4 separate regions of the Homo sapiens genome follow, and regions 1, 3 and 4 are each linked to region 2. Evidence: chromatin loops called from intact Hi-C (ENCODE). Cell type or tissue: K562. All regions are shown on one strand. Region 1 overlaps OR2H2 (olfactory receptor family 2 subfamily H member 2). Region 2 holds the start of TRA-AGC2-1 (tRNA-Ala (anticodon AGC) 2-1). Region 3 has its middle 13 kb from the start of TRA-CGC2-1. Region 4 has its middle 7.9 kb from the start of TRF-GAA5-1.

What was found. Peaks named below come from ENCODE experiments on the same cell type or tissue, not always from the same donor. Only the 100,000 strongest peaks of a DNase experiment are listed, where the experiment ranks them.
Region 1: a loop joins it to region 2, with 7 times the contacts of the local background. A loop is called at or near these places in 15 of 110 quality-filtered maps.
Region 3: it touches region 2 in a loop (9-fold over the local background); 34 of 110 quality-filtered maps call a loop at or near these places.
Region 4: a loop joins it to region 2, with 6 times the contacts of the local background. A loop is called at or near these places in 3 of 110 quality-filtered maps.

What each region holds. Positions count from the first base shown.
Region 1 is chr6:29,587,043-29,592,042 of GRCh38, forward strand. OR2H2 (olfactory receptor family 2 subfamily H member 2) reads left to right here. Exons shown (of 2, transcript NM_007160.4): 2 at 628-3,458. The coding sequence starts at 903. The coding sequence ends at 1,841. Among named protein-coding and RNA genes, the nearest start is that of OR2H2, 4.4 kb to the left of the region's middle. In K562, a CTCF peak has its summit at 2,589 (motif pointing left); a DNase peak (open chromatin) is centred at 2,609; H3K27me3 peaks cover 354 bases.
Region 2 is chr6:28,834,550-28,839,549 of GRCh38, forward strand. It overlaps TRA-AGC2-1 (tRNA-Ala (anticodon AGC) 2-1), which reads right to left and starts at 3,966; the gene lies at 3,895-3,966. LOC124901296 (a long non-coding RNA gene) reads right to left here and starts at 4,474. Exons shown (of 2, transcript XR_007059539.1): 1 at 4,201-4,474; 2 at 2,692-3,771. RefSeq lists enhancers at 2,771-3,762, 3,763-4,754. In K562, CTCF peaks have their summits at 2,980 and 4,494 (motif pointing left); DNase peaks (open chromatin) are centred at 2,972, 3,732 and 4,492; H3K4me3 peaks cover 2,575 bases.
Region 3 is chr6:28,684,751-28,689,750 of GRCh38, forward strand. No RefSeq gene overlaps it. Among named protein-coding and RNA genes, the nearest start is that of TRA-CGC2-1, 13 kb to the left of the region's middle. In K562, a CTCF peak has its summit at 1,884; DNase peaks (open chromatin) are centred at 1,871 and 3,118; H3K4me3 peaks cover 330 bases.
Region 4 is chr6:28,769,830-28,774,829 of GRCh38, forward strand. No RefSeq gene overlaps it. Among named protein-coding and RNA genes, the nearest start is that of TRF-GAA5-1, 7.9 kb to the left of the region's middle. In K562, CTCF peaks have their summits at 101, 2,026 (motif pointing right) and 2,892; DNase peaks (open chromatin) are centred at 52, 2,042 and 2,912.

The DNA.
Region 1 (5,000 bases), 750 kb after region 2:
TACAGAACCTTTACTCTCATTCACCCAGTACATTGGTGTTACTGGCCTTTAAATTTTGGACTCTCTTTTTGGTGGTGTCTGAAAGACTACAAGATTTAGGGAGAGTGATTCTTGGAGTCTTTCGATAATGTTCCTGTGAACCCTGGTGATTTTAACATGCTTGTGGCCACTCTTGCCTCCTACTTGTAAGCTACTCATGGCAAGGACGAAGCATGTGGACCAATTTCCACCCCTCCCTGAAAGTCAGTTGGTTCAGAAACTTAGGTTGCTAAAAAGGCCAGGGCAACCAACCTGATCTCTCTATAAGTAGGGATATCTTAAAACAAAACAAAATCTCTCTCATAGATAAAACACTGTCTCTGATAAGCTTACTTGCAAATGAAAAAATACAAAATAAATGGAATGTACAGAGTTCTATAAAATTCATTCAACCAATAGAGCAATAATTGAGCCTACAGAGACAACTTATCAGAAAATTCATTCAATATACCTTACGAGATCATCCAATAGATAAGAGACAACTCTAGAACAGCATTCAGAACATAGTGGCACTCAATAAATTTCCCCTGAATGAATGAATTAATGAATTAGTGCATATTTTAATCAGCCTCCTTTGCCCTCACCCAGGAAGTCAGAGGCACCAGTGTGAGTATCCATCTGCTGTCCAGTACATTCATGGATTCCTCACTCTCACTAGACAATGTTTGACCAGGAAGAACAGGGAATGAGAAGGAGCTGCTGGATGGTGATGAGCCTTGGAAAGGGAGGCTGGGCGAGCAGAGACAGAAGAGAAACACCTACCTGCTGTGACCTCACAAACACCCAGGCTGAGTTTTGATAAGACAGGTTGAATCACACTGGAGTGACAGCCTCATCCCTCCAGGTACAAACAAGAACAGGCCATGGTTAACCAAAGCTCCACACCGGGCTTCCTCCTTCTGGGCTTCTCTGAACACCCAGGGCTGGAAAGGACTCTCTTCGTGGTTGTCCTCACTTCCTACCTCCTAACCCTAGTGGGCAACACACTCATCATCCTGCTGTCTGCGCTGGACCCCAAGCTCCACTCTCCAATGTACTTTTTCCTCTCCAACCTCTCCTTCTTGGACCTCTGTTTCACCACGAGTTGTGTTCCCCAAATGCTGGTCAACCTCTGGGGCCCAAAGAAGACCATCAGCTTCCTGGACTGCTCTGTCCAGATCTTCATCTTCCTGTCCCTGGGGACAACTGAGTGCATCCTCTTGACAGTGATGGCTTTTGATCGCTACGTGGCTGTCTGCCAGCCCCTCCACTATGCCACCATCATCCACCCCCGCCTGTGCTGGCAGCTGGCATCTGTGGCCTGGGTCATTGGGCTAGTGGAGTCAGTGGTCCAGACACCATCCACCCTGCACCTGCCCTTCTGCCCCGATCGGCAGGTGGATGATTTTGTCTGTGAGGTCCCAGCTCTAATTCGACTCTCCTGTGAAGACACCTCCTACAATGAGATCCAGGTGGCTGTTGCCAGTGTCTTCATCTTGGTTGTGCCTCTCAGCCTCATCCTTGTCTCTTACGGAGCCATTACCTGGGCAGTGCTGAGGATTAACTCTGCAAAAGGGCGGAGGAAAGCTTTTGGGACCTGCTCCTCCCATCTCACTGTGGTCACCCTCTTCTACAGCTCAGTCATTGCTGTCTACCTCCAGCCCAAAAATCCCTATGCCCAAGAGAGGGGCAAGTTCTTTGGTCTCTTCTATGCAGTGGGCACTCCTTCACTTAACCCTCTCATATACACCCTGAGGAACAAGGAGGTAACCAGGGCATTCAGGAGATTGCTGGGGAAGGAAATGGGGCTCACACAAAGCTGAGGGAGAGCTGCTTAATGTGCTTTAAAAGAGAGGAGATTCTATGTGCTTTTATCAGAAAGTTTGAGTTCCCTGCCCCTCTGCCTTCTTCACACCCATTACATTGTGGGAATGGATGAAAGCCACATGTCTGTGTGTGTGCATGTATGTGTGCAAGAGACAGCGACTGAAATGTAGTAAAGGGAGGTATCTTTATGCGAAAAATTATAGGCATCAAGTATATTTTATATTTTTTTCTACTTTAAGTCTTCGCCTCCATAGTCATGTTCCTACCTTTATCACTTCCATTTTTAATTCCCCTCCCTTGCCATATCCCCACTATTCCTTCACCTCCAATTCTAATTCCTACCATATCTTCTTTGCTTCTCCCTCATGTTTTTCCCACTTCACTATATGTCTGTTTTGTATTCTCATTCTATTTTATTCCTCAAATAACAGCAAAAGAGAAGGGGAAGCTGAAGCCCAGCTAAGTTCGGAAACTCACCCAAGAACACACAGTGTCCACAGCATCAGAACTAAAATCCAGGCCCCATAATTTTCAGTCAGGCAACTCTCAAATACACACTGTTGCTTTCACACCATAATCAAATATCCCAGTATTTCAGGCTTGAGCCTTACAAAGGAAACTTAGCTTCTTCAGTCCTATTTCTTCTCTTACAATGCCCACAAATCGCAGGTAAAGGAGCAGCCAAAAAGACACAAAAATATCTTCATGTTTAGGCTGGCACATTGTGGACCTTGGTGTCATCTACCGGCCAAATATGGTATTGCATGTGACATCCCAGACTTCTGCTCCAGGGTCATCCGAACTGTACTTTGCTCAAAGACATAGATATGGTTATGATACTATAAGCATTTATGTAATTGTTATGTTAACCCAAGTAACACTTAAAGTACAGATGCTCCTTGACTTATAATGATGTTACCTCCCAAAAAACCTATCATATACTGAAAATATTGTAAGTTGAATATGCATTTCATACACCTAACCTACCAAACATCATAGCTTAGCCTAGCCTACCTTAAACATACTCAGAACACTTACATTAGCCTACAGTTCAGCAAAATCCTCAATACAAAGTCTATTTTATAATAAAGTTTTGAATATCTCATGTAATTTACTGAATACTGTACTAAAAGTGAAAAAACAGAATGGTTATATTGGTACTCAAAGTACGGTTTCTACTGAATGTATCTCTTTTGCATTATTATAAAGTCAAAAAATGGTCAAAGTCAGGAACCCCCTGCAATTTACACATATTGACTTATTTAACCCTTATAACAACACTATGAAGCAGATAATATTATTATCCTTTTTCAGAGGTAAAAACTAAAACACAGAATTTATGTTACCACTTGCAAATGTGCAAGACAGGATTTGAACCCAGGAAAACTGGCTCCAGACTCCTTGCTCTTAACCTTGCCTTTTGGTAAAAATAATGCCTCCCAGGCCCAGGTGAAAAGCTTCAACTTCTCAACAAGCTTTGAGGAAATCATTTCAATCTAAAACTATATCTAAATGATCCCCCAGCCGAAGGGGTTTCACTTCCTTAAAATAAGAGTTTTTCAAATACTTCAAAGCATAAGAAACAACAGAACAATAAAACTTTTGGAAAAAGTTGTGTTACAGTTCATTGTGTGTGTGTTTCTGGCTTAGTTCACCCACTAGATTTCAGGCTCTCAGAAGGCAAGGACCAGAATTTTGCATAAAATTGGCACCCAGTTTTATAAATGTATAAGTGAATGAATGAATGAATGAATGAATCTTACTCTCCAAAGAGAATATATAAAAGGTTCTGGGGTTCCAATCCCACATACGCTGTCTCCCAGCTTTTCCCTGGCAAGGGCAGCAATACCAAATTCCCTTTTGAGTACACGCCGATAAAATAAGAAAAAGGAAAATCTTAGTTTTATTTCTAGTTCCAACATAAAATGATTTTGATTCAACATTTATCCTGGCATCAGCACAGAACAGCAACATTAATTCTATTATAATCCTAATCTTTATCCTAGCCATCCTTGTGTTAATCTTATTGTCTCCTTGACCTCGTTATTAGAGCATATTCTAATCTTAATGTAGAGCCCCCATTTTATATTTAATAATCCTAATCAGTCAGGCGCAGTGGCTCACACCTATAATCCCAGCACTTTAGGAGGCCAAGGCGGGCGGATCACGAGGTCAGGAGTTCGAGACCAGCCTGACCAACATGGTGAAACCCTGTCTCTACTAAAAATACAAAAAAAAAACTAGCCTGGCGTGGTGGCGTGCTCCTGTAATCCCAGCTACTTAGGAGGCTAAGGCAGGAGAACCTGGGAGGCGGAGGTTGCAGTGAGCCGAGATCATGCCACTGCACTCCAGCCAGGGCGACACAGTGAGACTCTATCTCAAATAATCATAATCATAATCATAATCTCAGCCCTACAGGTAAGGCTAAGCTTAATTCCACTTTTCAAATCACTGTAGTAAGACCTTTTTTTCATGACCCCCTCTATCTGCTTTCTCTTACTGGCACCTAGAAATGTCTACACTTTTCTCCTGTTTATCATCTCCCTACAGCCAGAGGCTATAATGTTTGTATATAGTAAAATCGTTTCTAGACTGACTCTAGGGGAAATGCAACAGAGAATTAAATAAAGCAGTCTAAAAGAATCTGCTTTGTTGAATAAATGGTTTAACATAGGACTTAGGACTAACATCTCTTATCCTAAATTCATTGTTTCCATGTGACAGTCATCTATTGGATACTCTGTGAGAAAATCCAATATAAAGTTACTCAGTCACAACCCCCACAATGTCCAGTGAAAATAGGGATGGTCAGGCACATAGTGCCAGCATACATGACAGTTACACAACTGAATTGGAGCAAATAAGAGTCTACAGGAATACAGAATTAAAGAATAATGTGTGTGAGTGCTTGGAGCGGCAGTGATCATGGAAGCCTCTTAGAGGTTTGAACCACAGAAGAGTAAACAAAATAAGAAGTATTTGCTGACTGTGTAGAAATGAGATGATGCAAAGACCCCCTTTTTAGGGGCTTGGGGACTCCTAAGCATGGAAATAAAGCAAAATCCTGTGTTTCTTCAAGGAAAATTCCAGGCACCTAGCTGGCTCTGAGAAATAAGTAGCAACTTGAAAAGCAACAAGGTAATAGCAGCCTAAGA
Region 2 (5,000 bases):
GGTCAGGAGACCGAGACCATCCTGGCTAACACGGTGAAACCCCGTCTCTACTTAAAAAAAAAAACAAAAAACAAAAAATTAGCCAGGTGTAGTGGAGGGCGCCTGTAGTCCCAGCTACTCGGGAGGCTGAGGCAGGAGAATGGCGTGAACCCAGGAGGCGGTGCTTGCAGTGAGCCGAGATCGCGCTACTGCACTCCAGCCTGGGCGACAGAGCAAGACTCTGTCTCAAAAAAAAAAAAAAAAAGAAAGAAAGAAAGAAAGAAAGAAAATTATCTAGACTGTTTGATGGTGTGAAAGTTGTTTCCAGAGTCATCATGTAATTATTCTCTAACTTGCACCTGAAGAAACCAAGATACCAGTTAGATTACCAGAAGTTCCCCACAAGGAGGTGTTTCTTTTTTTTTTTTTTTCTGTTTGCCCCAAAGTACAGAGAACACTGTGAGAATTGTTTAAGTTTCTGTAAGCATTCAGAAATATCTATGCATGGGGAGACATAGGATGAGTTCCAAATATATGAGATTTTTCTGATGAACCAACCATTTATCTCAGGAGATAGAACTCATTCATACTCAATTACTCTGCTCAGGGAGCCTGCAGACATGCGAATGACATCTCTAGACAATCTACAACCAGAGAGAAGATTGTAACTGGTTGAGTACTGTTTTCTTAAAGTTGACAAAAAGGTGGAGTAATAGTTTTCATGTAAGGAGCTCTTATATGATAATCTAGAAATTGAATTCACTCTATATTCTTTGGGATTTACATCTTGATTTGTTGACAGGGAGAGGGAGGTTTGATTACACTGTTGTAAGTCTCCCACCTTGATTGAATATTAAAAAAGAATTCCTGAACTAGACAGTAAAGGGTTAAATAATCTTTTTTCTTCAATTAAATATGTCTTTGAAAAGAATAAAACTCTACCTTTTGAGTCAGATTGACTACATGGCCTGATGGATTGTGTCTGCTTCCATATCACTGTGCAGCCAATGGTCCTGCCCACCTGCCGCTTCCCACACATTCACCCAGGGTCTCACGCATGGCCACGTCCTCATTCCTCTCAGAAGTCCTTAATTTTTTTTTTTTTTTTTTGAGATGGAGTCTCATTGTGTCACCCAGGCTGGAGTGCAGTGGCATGATCTTGGCTCACTGCAACCTCCGCCTCCGAGGTTCAAGCAATTCTCCTGCCTCAGCCTCCCAAGTAGCAGTGATTACAGGTGGTCGCCACCATGCCCAGCTGATTTTTGAAAGAGGTCCTTAATTTCTCTGTGGAGAAAAATTTTTTTAAAATATGATCTCATTGAAGTATACAACCCCAAAATAAAATATAGTTGAATTTCCAAAATTCATCTACAATGTACCTTAAAATGATTCACTATTGTCCTAGGCCAAAGATAGGCACTGTTTGCTCTCAAAGAAGTACTTCTATCTGTCATATGTCATTTGTTTTCATTGTCCCAAGATGTTTTTGAAATCTCCATCCTATATTTTCTATAGCTTTCTTATATTAAACTCTTGGTTTTTGCATCCTATCCATTTCTACCCTAAATTACAGAGGTGGACTTCCTTAAAGAAGTCTATTGTGGGGAGCAGAAAAAAATATTTCCATTTGGGCCTGAGCCCTAGCATAAAGCAATGGTAATAATTCATGATAATTTTCCTCATGCTTTTACTATATTCCTTTGCAAATTGATTCCCATGATTGAAGCCTGTGAATAATTTTTTTCTGCCACAGTGAGTATAAGTGGCAAAGAGACATTGTGGAACTGTACTTTGAAAATGAGAGAAGAGAGAGAAAAAATGTCAACAGAACAGAAAATTATCTATTTCCCACATCAAGAAAGTCTGGGTCCTCAGTACTAACTCTGAATCTTTCTTTAAAGAAGTAAACTGAAACCCAAGACATCTTAATCTGAGAAAGAATGACTTTTGGAACTTATTTTCTCCATTGAAAATTTCCTAATCACTTCACAGGGACAGAGGTGGCCTGATATTATATCGGAAACCAAGGATTTCCCAATTCTTGAGATATCCTTCAGCTCACACTTTCATTAGGGTTAGCAAAGGGTTTTGGATCTTTAAAATCTATCACAGGGCTTAGAATACAAAGTGGTGTTAATACAAAAGTTCTTGAAGATTTGGTGGTAGCTGATGAGAAGAGGGCTGTGTATTCTGGAATGATTACAAGGTCTTATTCTATTTAAAATGTTTCAGAGCAAGGATACAAACTTCCCAGTTTACATTAGAAGTTAGCACAGCCTTTATTGCAAAACTTGCGAAAAAGAAAATAAAGGCCGGGAGTGGTGGCTCATGCCTGTAATCCCAGCACTTTGCGAGGCGGGCGGATCATGAGGTCAGGAGTTCGAGACCAGCCTGGCCAATATGGTGAAACCCCGTCCCTAAAAAAAATATAAAAAATTAGCCGGGCGCGGTGGCGCGCGCTTGTTGTCCCAGTTACTCGGGATGCTGAGGCAGGAGAATCGCTTGAACCCGGGAGGCGGAGGTTGCAGTGAGTCGAGATCGCGCCACTGCACTCCAACCTGGACGACAGAGTGAGACTCCGTCTCAAGAAAAAAAAAAAAGAAAATGAAAACTTCACATCATATTCAATCATGAATAGTGATTCAAAAAATATTACTAAGTACAATATTGCCAGAGAGGCAAGGAACAGAGTCAATGATTAGAACACAAAAATGATTCAGCAATAGAAATATATATTTTTTGCAATTATGTTTTCTGTTAGAATAGAAAATTGGGGGAAAAAACACAGCCGCGTATTTATACTATACACCCTTACTCCATCCACGTCAAAGCACGTCATATTGCTTCTTAAATGTGCAAAAGAATCTCTTGTGGATCTTGTTAAATTGCTACTTCTGGTTCAGTACGTCTGAGGTGAAGCTGAGATTTCGCTCTTCTAACAAGCTCTCCGGTGCCACCAACTCTTGTGTGGACCAAGAGTCTGAAAGATATCCTTACGATAGAGGGCGCACCTGTCTTAGGTAAAATTACTTCTGTAACGTCATCTAAGGGAAGTCAAATTATCCGGCAGGAGTGAAGACAGAATAAAACTGGAAATCAGTCCGTGAACTTTGAGATCTTCAGCAGAGCATGCTTCCCAGTGGAGCTATTTCGGCAGAAGTGTGACGCCTCTACATTCATTGATGAAAATAACTTTCTCAATTTCCCAGTTTGGAAGGCTTTGCGTTTGTCAGGGCTCAGCCTGCGATGGATCATGGCTAAACAAGGACCAGAAAAAAAATAAAGGAAATCGGCTGGGAGCGGTGGTGGCTTACTCCTGTAATCCCAGCACTGTGGGAGGCCGAGGCGGGAGGATCACGAGGTCAGGAGATCGCGACCATCCTGGCTAACACGGTGAAACCCTGTCTCTACCAAAAAAATAGAAAAAATTAGCCGGGCGTGGTGACGGGCGCCTGTAGTCCCGGCTACTCGGGAGGCTGAGGCAGAAGAATGGCGTAAACCCGGGAGGCGGAGCTTGCAGTGAGCCAAGATCGTGCCACTGGGCGACAGAGCGAGAGACTCCGTCTCAAAAAAAAAAAAGTAATAAAGAAAATTGAGAGCTTACGTTTTTCTTTTATTAAATATTTCCACATTTATCTTTTATTTCCTACTTTTTAAATAACAATACTCCAAAGGTTAATGAGCTCGTCAATTTGGCGACGCCATTGAAGTTTTGGAATCCGGAGCCGTCTTTGTCTTCCAGCTCCATCTTTTCCACCTTTTGCTTAGGCAGTCCCCCGAGTCGTGTCAAGGCTGAGGAGTAGAAATGGAACAGCACTAATATTAATGGCAAAACCGTTGTGAAATAGGGTTACTTTCTGTTTAAGCAAGGAAAATAAAGTAAAGCAATGGGAAAAAAATTAAAAGCAAAAGGAATGGAGGTGCCGGGGATTGAACCCGGGGCCTCGTGCATGCTAAGCACGCGCTCTACCACTGAGCTACACCCCCGTACTGAAACGGTTCTCTCGAGAGTATATTCAAGATCAGAATCTGACCCTTTTGCTAGGTTTCAGAACCATTAGTTGTAATCAGCCAAGGTCTATTTTATTTAGTTATTTCTGATATCTCAAATTTAGGTTTTGCGTCCCTCTTTGCTGACAGCTGAGCAAACCGCATTCTACACCGAAGGCCCTCTATTGATGGCCCTGGGATTTTTCTGCTCGTCAGTCCGGAGTCACTTACCGGGCACCACTAGAAGAACCCGGGATGAAACATTTTCTCCCGTGTCTTGACTCTCTCCTTTCTTTCACCGCTGCTTTAAAGGGCTGCCAGAAAGCCACAAAGTACAAAGCGAGGCATTTAGAGACCATAGTAGATGCAGGTGGCGAGGGAAGACAGGTGGAGAAACGCAGACGGGTTCGTGTCGGTGCAGCCACTGCTTTGGACCCGAGCCTCCGTCCCGCCGGGGGCCGGGGTGCTGAGCCCAGCGAGGCGCGGACTGGGGAGCGAGGAAGAGGAGCACCCGCCAGATCGCGCCCCCTTTCGGGCAGAATCCGCTCCCGGTCCGGTCCCGATTGGCAGAAAACGATACGAGGGCGGTATACACTCAACACGCGCATGAACGATTCATCAAGCCCTCCGTGTGCCGGGTCTGGCTCACCAACCTCATCCTCTGAGCTCCGGGCTTCTGCCTCCCAGCCCAAGGAACCCACAGGGTCTCAGCCAACACTGGGAGAGTAGCTTAAATGGGCAGAAAGACAAGATAAGGGGATGTGGTGAATAACAGAATTATCCAATCCTATTATCAGCCCATCTGAGATTAAAGGGACGTCAATCATACTTGAATACTTTATTTAAAAAAAACAGTTTGCAGAGGGTCGCATACAAGAAGAATAAAGTGGTTTTTTTTTTTTCATAAAAATGTGGATTCAGGAGCATTACCGGAAATAATCAAGGAACGAGGAAGAGTGTGGCGAGAGAGTTCGGGTCCGGTATACCTCTCTCTCCGCACCACATTCTTTTGTAGTACCTGTGAAACATTC
Region 3 (5,000 bases), 150 kb before region 2:
TTGATGGGGCACAAGAACAGATCCAAAAAAATAGGGCTGCCAATCCTCCAGTTAACATAGATGCAGATCAACTATTAGGAACAGGTCAAAATTGGAGCACTACCAATCAACAAGCAATAATGCAAAATGAGGCCATTAAGCAAGTTAGAGCTATATGCCTTAGAGCCTGGGAAAAAAATCCAAGACCCAGGAACCGCCTTCCCCTCATTCAATACAATAAAACAAGGCTCTAAAGAGACCTAGCCTGATTTTGCGGCAAGGCTCCAAGTCAATCACCGATGAGAATGCCTGTAAGGTCATAGTGGAGTTGATGGCATAGGAAAACGCCAATCCTGAGTGTCAATCAGCCATTAAGCCATTAAAAGGAAAGGTCCCAGCAGGATCAGATGTAATCTCATAGTATGTAAAAGCCTGTGATGGAATTGGAGGAGCTATGCATAAAGTTATGCTTATGACTCAAGCAACAACGGGAGTTGCTTTAGGACGATAAGTTAGAACATTTGGGGGAAAATGTTATAATTGTGGACAAATTGTTCATCTAAAAAAATTGCCCAGCCTCAAACAAAATATTCAAGCTACTACAACAACAGATAGAGCCACCTGACTTATGTCCAAGATGTAAAAAAGGAAAACATTGGGATAATCCATGTCCTTCTAAATTTGATAAAAGTGGGCAACCATTGTGGGGAAATGAGAAGAGGGGCCAGCCTCAGGCCCCACAACAAACTGAGGCATTCCCAATTCAGCCCTTTTTTCCTCAGGGTTTTCACAGACAACCCCCACTGTCACAAATGCCTCAGCGAATGAGCCAGTTACCACAATACAGCAATTGTCCCCCGCCACAAGTGGCAATGCAGCAGTAGATTTATGTACTATGCAAGCAGTCTCTCTGCTTCCAGGGGAGCCCCCACAAAAAATCTCCACAGGGGTATATGGCCCACTGCCTGAGGGGACGGTAGGACTAATCTTAGGAAGATCCAGTCTAAATCTAAAGGGAGTTCAAATTCATACTGGTGTGGTTGAGTCAAACTATGAAGGTGAAATTCAATTGGCTATTAGCTCCTCAATTCCTTGGAGTGGCAATCCAGGAGACAGGATTGTTAAATTATTACTCCTGCCTTATATTAAAGTTGGAAACAGTGAGATAAAAGAACAGGAGGGTTTGGAAGCACTGATCTGGCAGGAAAGGCTGCATATTGGGCAAGTCAAGTCTCAGAGAGCAGACCTGTGTGTAAGGCCATTATTCAAAAAAAACAGTTTGAAGGGTTAGTAGACACTGGAGCAGATGTCTCTATCATTGCTTTAAATCAGTGGCCAAAAAATTGGCCTAAACAAAAGGCTGTTACAGGACTTGTCAGCATAGGCACTGCCTCAGAAGTGTATCAAATTACTATGATTTTGCATTGTTCAGGGCCGAATAATCAAGAAAGTACTGTTCAGCCAATGATTACTTCATTTCCTGTTAATCCGTGGGGTCATTTATTACAACAATGGGGTGCAGAAATCACTATGCCGGCTCCATTATACAGCCCCACAAGTCAAAAAATCATGACTAAAATGGATATATACCAGGAAAGGGACTAGGAAAAAATGAAAATGGCATTAAAGTCCCAATTCAGAGTGACAAAAATCGAGAAAGAAAAGGAATAGGGTATCCTTTTTAGGGGCTACCACTGTAGAGCCTCCTAAACGCATTCCATTAACTTGGAAAACAGAAAAACCGGTATGGGTAAATCAGTGGCCACTACGAAAACAAAAACTGGAGGCTTTACATTTATTAGCAAAGGAGCAATTCGAAAGAGGACATATTGAGCCTTCATTCTCTCATTCTCGCCTTGGAATTCTCCTGTGTTTGTAATTCAGAAAACATCCGGCAGATGGCGTATGTTAACTGACTTAAGGGCCGTAAATGCCGTAATTCAACCCAAGGGGCATCTCCAACCCGGGTTGCCCTCTCCGGCCATGATCCCAAAAGACTGGCCTTTAATTATAATTGATCTGAAGGATTGCTTTTTTACCATTCCTCTGGAGGAGCAGGATTTTGAAAAATTTGCCTTTACTATACCAGCTATAAATAATAAAGAACCAGCCACCAGGTTTCAGTGGAAAGTGTTACCTCAGGGAATGCTTAATAGTCCAACAATTTGTCAGACTTTCCTAGATCAAGCTCTTCAACCAGTTAGAGATAAGTTTTCAGACTGTTATATCATTCATTATGTTGATGATATTTTATGTGCTGCAGAAACGAGAGACAAATTAATTGACTGTTACACATTTCTGCAAGCAGAGGTTGCCAACGCAGGACTGGCAATAGCATCTGATAAGATTTAGACCTCTACTCCTTTTCATTATTTAGGTATGCAGATAGAAAATAGAAAAATTAAGCCACAAAAAATAGAAATAAGAAAAGACACATTAAAAACATTAAATGACTTTCAAAAATTGCTAGCAGGTACTAACTGGATTCGGCCAACTCTAGGCATTCCTACTTATGCCATGTCATATTTGTTCTCCATCTTAAGAGGAGACCTAGACTTAAATAGTAAAAGAATACTAACCCCAGAGGCAACAAAAGAAATTAAATAAGTGGAAGAAAAAATTCAGTCAGCGCAAATAAATAGAATAGATCCCTGTGGGGAAAAGAGAGATCAGACTGTGACTGTATCTATGTAAAAAGAAGTAGACATAAGAGACTCCATTTTGTTCCATACTAAGAGAAATTCTTCTGCCTTGAGATGCTGTTAATCTATAACCCTAGCCCCAACCCTGTGCTTGCAGAGACATATGCTGTGTTGACTCAAGGTTTAATGGATTTAGAGCTGTGCAGGATGTGCTTTGTTAAAAAAGTGCTTGAAGGTAGTATGCTTGTTAAAAGTCATCATCATTCTCTAACCTCAAGTACCCATGGACACAATACACTGCAGGCACCTCTGCCTAGGAAAGCCAGGTATTGTCCAAGGTTTCTCCCCATGTGATAGCCTGAGATATGGCCTTGTGGGAAGGGAAAGACCTGACCGTCCCCAAGACACCCATAAAGGGTCTGTGCTGAGGAGGATTAGTAAAAGAGGAAGTCCTCTTTGCAGTTGAGATAAGAGGAAGGCATCTGTCTCCTGCTCCTCCCTGGGAATGGAATGTCTCGGTGTAAAACCCAATCGTACGTTCCAGTTACTGAGATAGAGAAAACCGCCTTATGGCTGGAGGTTAGAAATGCTGGCGGCAATACTGTTCCTTAATGCACCAAGATGTTTGTGTAAAGTCAAACATAAATCTGGCCTATGTGCACATCAAGGCACAGCACTTTTCCTTAAACTTATTTATGACACAGAGATCTTTGTTCACATTTTTTCCTGCTGACCCTCTCCCCACCATTACCCTATAGTCCCGCCACATCCCCTTCTCCGAGATGGTAGAGATAGTGAACAATAAATACTGAGGGAACTCAGAGACCAGTACCGGCGGCACGGGTCCTCCATATGCTGAGCGCCGGTCCCCTGGGCCCACTTTTCTTTCTCTATACTTTGTCTCTGTGTCTTATTTCTTTTCTTAGCTTCTCATCCCACCTGATGAGAAACACCCACAGGTGTGGAGGGGCAGGCCACCCCTTCAGATCCCTTAGCCCCACTCCAACTTTTGATTTTTGCTCCTGCACATTCTCCAACAGGCATCATTGTTCAAAATACTGATCTTGTGGATTGGTCATTCCTTCCTCACAGTACAATGAAGACTTTTACGTTGTACTCGGATCAAATAGCTACATTAATTGGTCAGGCAAGATTACAAATAATAAAATTCTGTGGAAACGACCCAGACAAAATAGTTGTTCCTTTAACCAAGGAACAAGTTAGACAAGCCTTTATTAATTCGGGTGCATGGCAGATTGGTCTTGCTGATTTTATGGGAATTATTGATAATCATTACCCAAAAACAAAAATCTTCCAGTTTTTAAAATTGACTACTTGGATTTTACCTAAAATTACCAGACATGAATCTTTAAAAAATGCTCTGACAGTGTTTACTGATGGTTCCAGCAATGGGAAAGCGGCTTACACAGGGCCAAAAGAGCAAGTAATCAAAATTCAATATCAATCGGCTCAAAGAGCAGAGTTGGCTGCAGTCATTATAGTGCTATAAGATTTTGATCAACCTATTAATATTGTATCAGATTCTGCATATGTAGTACAGGCTACAAGGGATGTTGAGACAGCTCTAATTAAATATAGCATGGACGATCAGTTAAACTAGCTGTTCAATTTATTACAACAAACTGTAAGAAAAAGAAATTTCCCATTTTATATTACTCATATTCGAGCACACACTAATTTACCAGGGCCTTTAACTAAAGCAAATGAACAAGCTGACTTACTGGTATCATCTGCATTCATAAAAGCACAAGAACTTCATGCTTTGACTCATGTAAATGCAGCAGGATTAAAAAACAAATTTGATGTCACATGGAAACAGGCAAAAAATATTGTACAACATTGCACCCAGTGTCAAATCCTACACCTGCCCACTCAAGAGGTAGGAGTTAATCCCAGAGGTCTGTGTCCCAATGCGTTATGGCAAATGGGTGTCACGCATGTACCTTCATTTGGAAGATTATCATGTGTCCATGTAACAGTTGACACTTATTCACATTTCATATGGGCAACCTGCCAGAGAGGAGAAAGTACTTCCCATGTTAAAAAAAAACAGTTATTATCTCGTTTTGCTGTAATGGGAGTTCCAGAAAAAATTAAAACTGACAATGGACCAGGATACTGTAGTAAAGCTTTCCAAAATCCAAAAAATCTTATATCAGTGGAAAATTACACATACAACAGGAATTCCCTATAATTCCCAAGGACAGGCCATAGTTGAAACAACTAATAGAACACTCAAAACTCAATTAGTTAAACAAAAAGAAGGGGGAGACAGTAAGGAGTGTACCATTCCTCAGATGCAACTTAATCTAGCACTCTATACTTTAAATGTTTTAAACATTTATAGATATCAGACTA
Region 4 (5,000 bases), 65 kb before region 2:
TAGAGGCATGACTGGAAGTCTGGCTGCATCCCGGGCCGCTGAGTCAGCTTTCTGGTTACCACGGGCAATGGCCGTGTTTTCTCCTGGATGTCCTTTGCAGTGGATTACAGCCACCTGCTGAGGGAGCCATACGGCTTCAAGCAGGGCTAGAATTTCTTCTTTGTTTTTGATAGTCTTTCCTGCTGAGGTGCCCACGCTCCTGATAGATGGCTCCATGTACATGTACAGTAGTTAAAGCATACCTGCTGTCAGTGTAAATGTTAATAAGTTTATCCTTACCCCATCGGAGAGCCTGAGTGAGGGCGATCAATTCAGCTTTTTGTGCCGAGGTATTTGCCGGTAAAGCCTGGGCCCATAGCACATCTGTCTTTGTAGTAATGGCTGCACCAGCCTTTCGTACTCCCTGTTTTGAGAAAGCTGCTACCGCCTGTAAACATGGCGGCGTCCACCTTCTTTAGGGGCACATCTTGGAGATCAGGTGGGCCAGTTTCTGTAGTTTCTAACAGTTCCTGGCAGTCATGGACAGGTGTAGTGAAGTCTGGATCAGGGAGTAAAGTAGCTGGATTTAAACACCTTCTGGGAGAGAAAGTCAAACGAGGCTGATCTAACAGTAAACTCTGATACTGCAGGATGCGAGCATTTGACATCCATTTGCCAGAAGCACTTCGTAATAAAGTCTCTACGGCATGAGGAGCGGTAAAGGTTAAATTTTGACCTAGAGTTAACTTATCAGCCTCTTAGACTAGGCTTGCTGTTGCCACTATGACTCGCAGACAAGTTGGCCATCCAGAGGCCACAGGATCCAGCCTCTTAGACAAATAGGCCACTGGGCATCTCCAGGGTCCTAAAGTCTGAGTAAGCACCCCCTTAGCAACTCCCTGGCTTTCGTGGACAAACAGGTGAAACGGCTCTGGGATATTTGGGAGGGCTGGAGCAGGGGCTTCAGTTAATGCCTTTTTCAGATTTTGAAAAGCCTGTTCTTCTGTGTCCATCTAAACTAGCCGGCTATTCCCTCCTGTAGCAGTGTACAGGGGCTTCGCAATCTCCGCGAACCCCGACATCCATAGGCGACAGTATCCTACGGCCCCCAGGAATTCACGTACCTGTCTCTTGGTGGTGGGAGTGGGGATTCGTAGGATGGCTTCTTTCCGGGCACTGGTGAGTGCCCTTTTTCCTTGGCTTATGTCGTATCCTAGGTAGGACACTGTGGGAAGACAAAGCTGGACCTTCTTGGCTGAGACTCGATACCCGAGCTCCTGAAGGAGGTAAAGTAGGTCCCTAGTATGTTGCAGGCAACTGTCTTTAGTTTCAGTAGCTAATAAAAGGTTGTCCACCTACTGAAGAAGAGTACAGTTAAGGTGACTAGCTTGGAATGGTATAGGATCCTGCTGGAGGGCCTCTCCAAAAAGGGTGGGGGAATTTTTAAAACCTTGAGGTAACTGAGTCCAAGTCAATTGGGTAGTGTCTCCTGAGCTAGGATCTGTCCATTCAAAAGCAAAGATCAGTTGGCTCTTGGGGGCCAGAGAAATAGCAAGGAAGGCATCCTTTAGGTCAAGGACAGTGTATATACTGTAAGTTCTGGCGGGAGCAGGTTGAGTAGAGTATAAGGATTGGGGACAGTTGGATGGACAGTAACAGTCTGTTTGTTAACTTCCCTTAAGTCCTGTACCGGCTGGTAATCATTCGTTCCGGGTTTCTGGACCGGCAAAAATGGAATATTCCAGGCGGACTGACACGGTGTGAGTATGCCAGCTTGTAACAGTCATTGAATATGGGGATTAATCTCCTGTCTAGCCTGCTGACTCATAGGATATTGCTTTACCTGGACAGGCAAGGCAGTGGCCAGGAGTTCTACAACCACTGGTGGATGGTGTTTAGCCAGTCCTGGGGGGTTTGACTGGCCCAAACTCTGGGAAAGAGTGTCTGTAAGTCCAACAGGAGAGGATTAGTATTATTTTCCAGTGGTTGTGATGGTGACACTAAAAGATTTTCCTCTGACAGAGGGGTAGTTAGCAGGAGTTGGGCAGTGGGGGGCGCTGTATTTCCTAGCATGACGTTAGCCTGCTGGGCTGAGAAGGAGATAGAGGCCTGTAACTTATGGAGCAGATCTCCTCCGAGGAGAGGAAAAGGACACTCTGGAACCACAAGAAATGACTGTCTCACTCTTTTCTGTCCCAAGCTCACTTCTCGTGAGTGTGTGACAGGATATTCCTGAATAGCTCCAGTAGACCTTTGTACAGCCACTCTTTTATTAGAGACACTGCCCAAGGGGGTCTGTAGTACCGAGTGCTCCGCCCCGGTAGCTACTAGGAAGCGTACAGGCTGGCCCCTCACTGTAGCGGTCACCGTGGGCTCCTGGGGGCCAAGAGAGAGGGAGTCCTGGCTCCATCAGTCATCAGACTCTTCCGTTGCGGGGAGGGTGAGGGCCTTTTTCTTTTCTGATTTTTCCTCTGGCCGTAGTGGGCATTCCTTTTTCCAGTGCCCAGTCTGCTTGCAATAAGCACATTTGTCCTTTTCTAGGGGAGCCTGTTCTCCTCTTTTGCCCTTCTGGTAGGGACCTGAGGTTCCCTGGCTATTCCTCTGTGATGGGGGCCTTCCCTTCTTGACCTCTCCGATGGCCGCAGCTAAGATTTTTGCTTGTCTTTTGTATGCTTTATCAGCTGCTGCCTGTGCTGTTTGTTTTCTTTTTTCAAACTCTCGATTGTCAAAAACTTTTTGGGCTATCTCTAAAAGCTGAGTGATATTCATCCCAGGAAATCCCTCCAGTTTTTGGAGTTTTCTTTTAATATCAGGGGCTGCCTGAGCCACAAATGCCAAATTAAGAGCACGGCTATTTTCGGGAGCCGCCGGGTCAAAAGAGGTGTAAGTCCGATAGGCCTCCTGGAGGCGTTCTAAAAACGCTCCCGGTGACTCATCAGGCCCTGTGCGACTTCAGTCATCTTAGACAAGTTTATGGGTTTCTGAGCAGCTCCTTTGATACCTGCAAGGAGATACCGGTGAAAATCGTCCAAAGCTTTCTTCCTACCCGAGGAATTCGTGTGCCAGTTAGGCCGGGTAGAGGGAAAGACCTCCTCAAGAAAGTCTCTAGCTTCCTCCTCTGGCCTATTGGCTGATGTGAGGAAATACTTTCTGGCCTCTCTTCGGATATGTTCCCTCTCTTCAGAGGTAAAAAGGGTCAAAAGGAGCTGCTGACAGTCATCCCAGGTGGGCCGATGGGTCCGGAGCACAGACTCCATCAGTGAGATCAAGACCTGGGGCTTTTCAGAGAAGGGAGGATTATGAGCCTTCCAGTTACAGAGGTCAGAAGGAGAAAAAGGGACATAAACCAAGAATGGGGCTGAGCGCTCATCACCCGGAGGGACTTGTGCTTCTTTCCGCGGTAGAGGGGGGGCTACTTCCTCCTGCCGCGGCCGCAATCGAGAGGCAATAGGCGGCGAGCCTACAGGGGATGTAGTCGAGGAGACAAGGGAAGATTCTAAGGGAGCAGGACGGTTATAAGGCGGCGGAACTGAGTGGGGGAGACTCTCCTCTTCTTCAGAGGGAGGCAGTACAGGGTGAGCCGAACAGACTGAGGGTCCAGGCGGAAGTGCGGTCTGGCTCAAAACGACCTTGGAGGCAGAATTATGAATGGCGCATGAGCGGAGCCATGGTGGGGAGCTTCTGACCAAACTCAGCCATTGATCAATGTGGGGAAACTGATCGGGGTGGCCGGGAGTTCCAGCAACAACCCGCCACACAGCCTGAACAATTGCTAGGTTCAGTGACCCTACTGGGGGCCATCCGACTCCAAACTTTGGCCATTCTACTTCGCAGAGTGTCCGGAGTTTGCCTTTTTAAAGGCGGACCCCATAATCCTCTGAGAAGCCTAGAGAAAAATTCTGCAGCATACATTGGAGGGGGCTCCAATCCTTACAGGGCCGGGAAGAGGAGTTTCCCATTTTTGGAGGCAGTTTGACAAGGTTTGAGCAGGGATATCAAACCCAGCACGGACAGAAAAACTCATTCCCTAGGGGGCTGGAGTATCGGAAGAACAGAATTAACATAACCAGAAGGAGCCGAAAGACAACAATAGCTCACACTACTTGCCACAGGACGGTTAACTAGCTTTAAGATTGAGGGAGGTCGGGCGCAGTGGCTCACGCCTGTAATCCCAGCACTTTGGGAGGCTGAGGCGGGCGAATCACGAGGTCAGGAGATCGAGACCATCCTGGCTAACACGGTGAAACCCCGTCTCTACTAAAAATACAAAAAATTAGCTGGGTGTGGTGACGGGTGTCTGTAGTCCCAGCTACTTGGGAGGCTGAGGCAGAAGAGTGGCCTGAACCTGGGAGGCGGAGCTTGCAGTGAGCTGAGATCGCGCCACTGCACTCCAGCCTGGGCGACAGAGAAGACTGTCTCAAAAAAAAAAAGAATAATTATCCAAGATTGAGGGAGGAGGACTAGAGGCCAACCTTAGGTCTCCTTGGCTGGATGGACCTAGGCGTCCTCCCTCTTTCCCTGGACCTGTAGCCTAAATACTTTTGGTGTCTCCACGACTCAAAGGCAAATAGCTCAAATTCGGCCTTTTCTTTTAAGAGTTTGAGGAGTGAGAGCAGAGCCAAGTCCTGGAGACGCTGAACTTGCTGTGACACGGGAAAACGAGATGTACGGGGTAAGTGGTAGGGATGAGGAGGAAAAAGGGCCACTCGGATCTTTCCTAGGGTAGGAGAGTAGCCACAGAGGAATAGAATAAGGGTTTAAACGAAGTAAAGTGGTACGGGCGTAGGTTTCTCTGCACAGTGCCGTATTTAAGGGCACAGAAAAAGTTACGGGATGACAAAAGAGGTGAGCAAGGAGGTCTGCAGGGTGGCTATTTTGAACCTACCACCGGTTTAGTCTGGAGGTGGCCCAGTCACTTGGACATGGGGTATGACAATCTAAATGCCAGCAATCTTCATGGTGCCAGAAATCCCAAACAGGCGAATGTTCCTCACACTCGTTCCCGTTCCCGTAACAACACC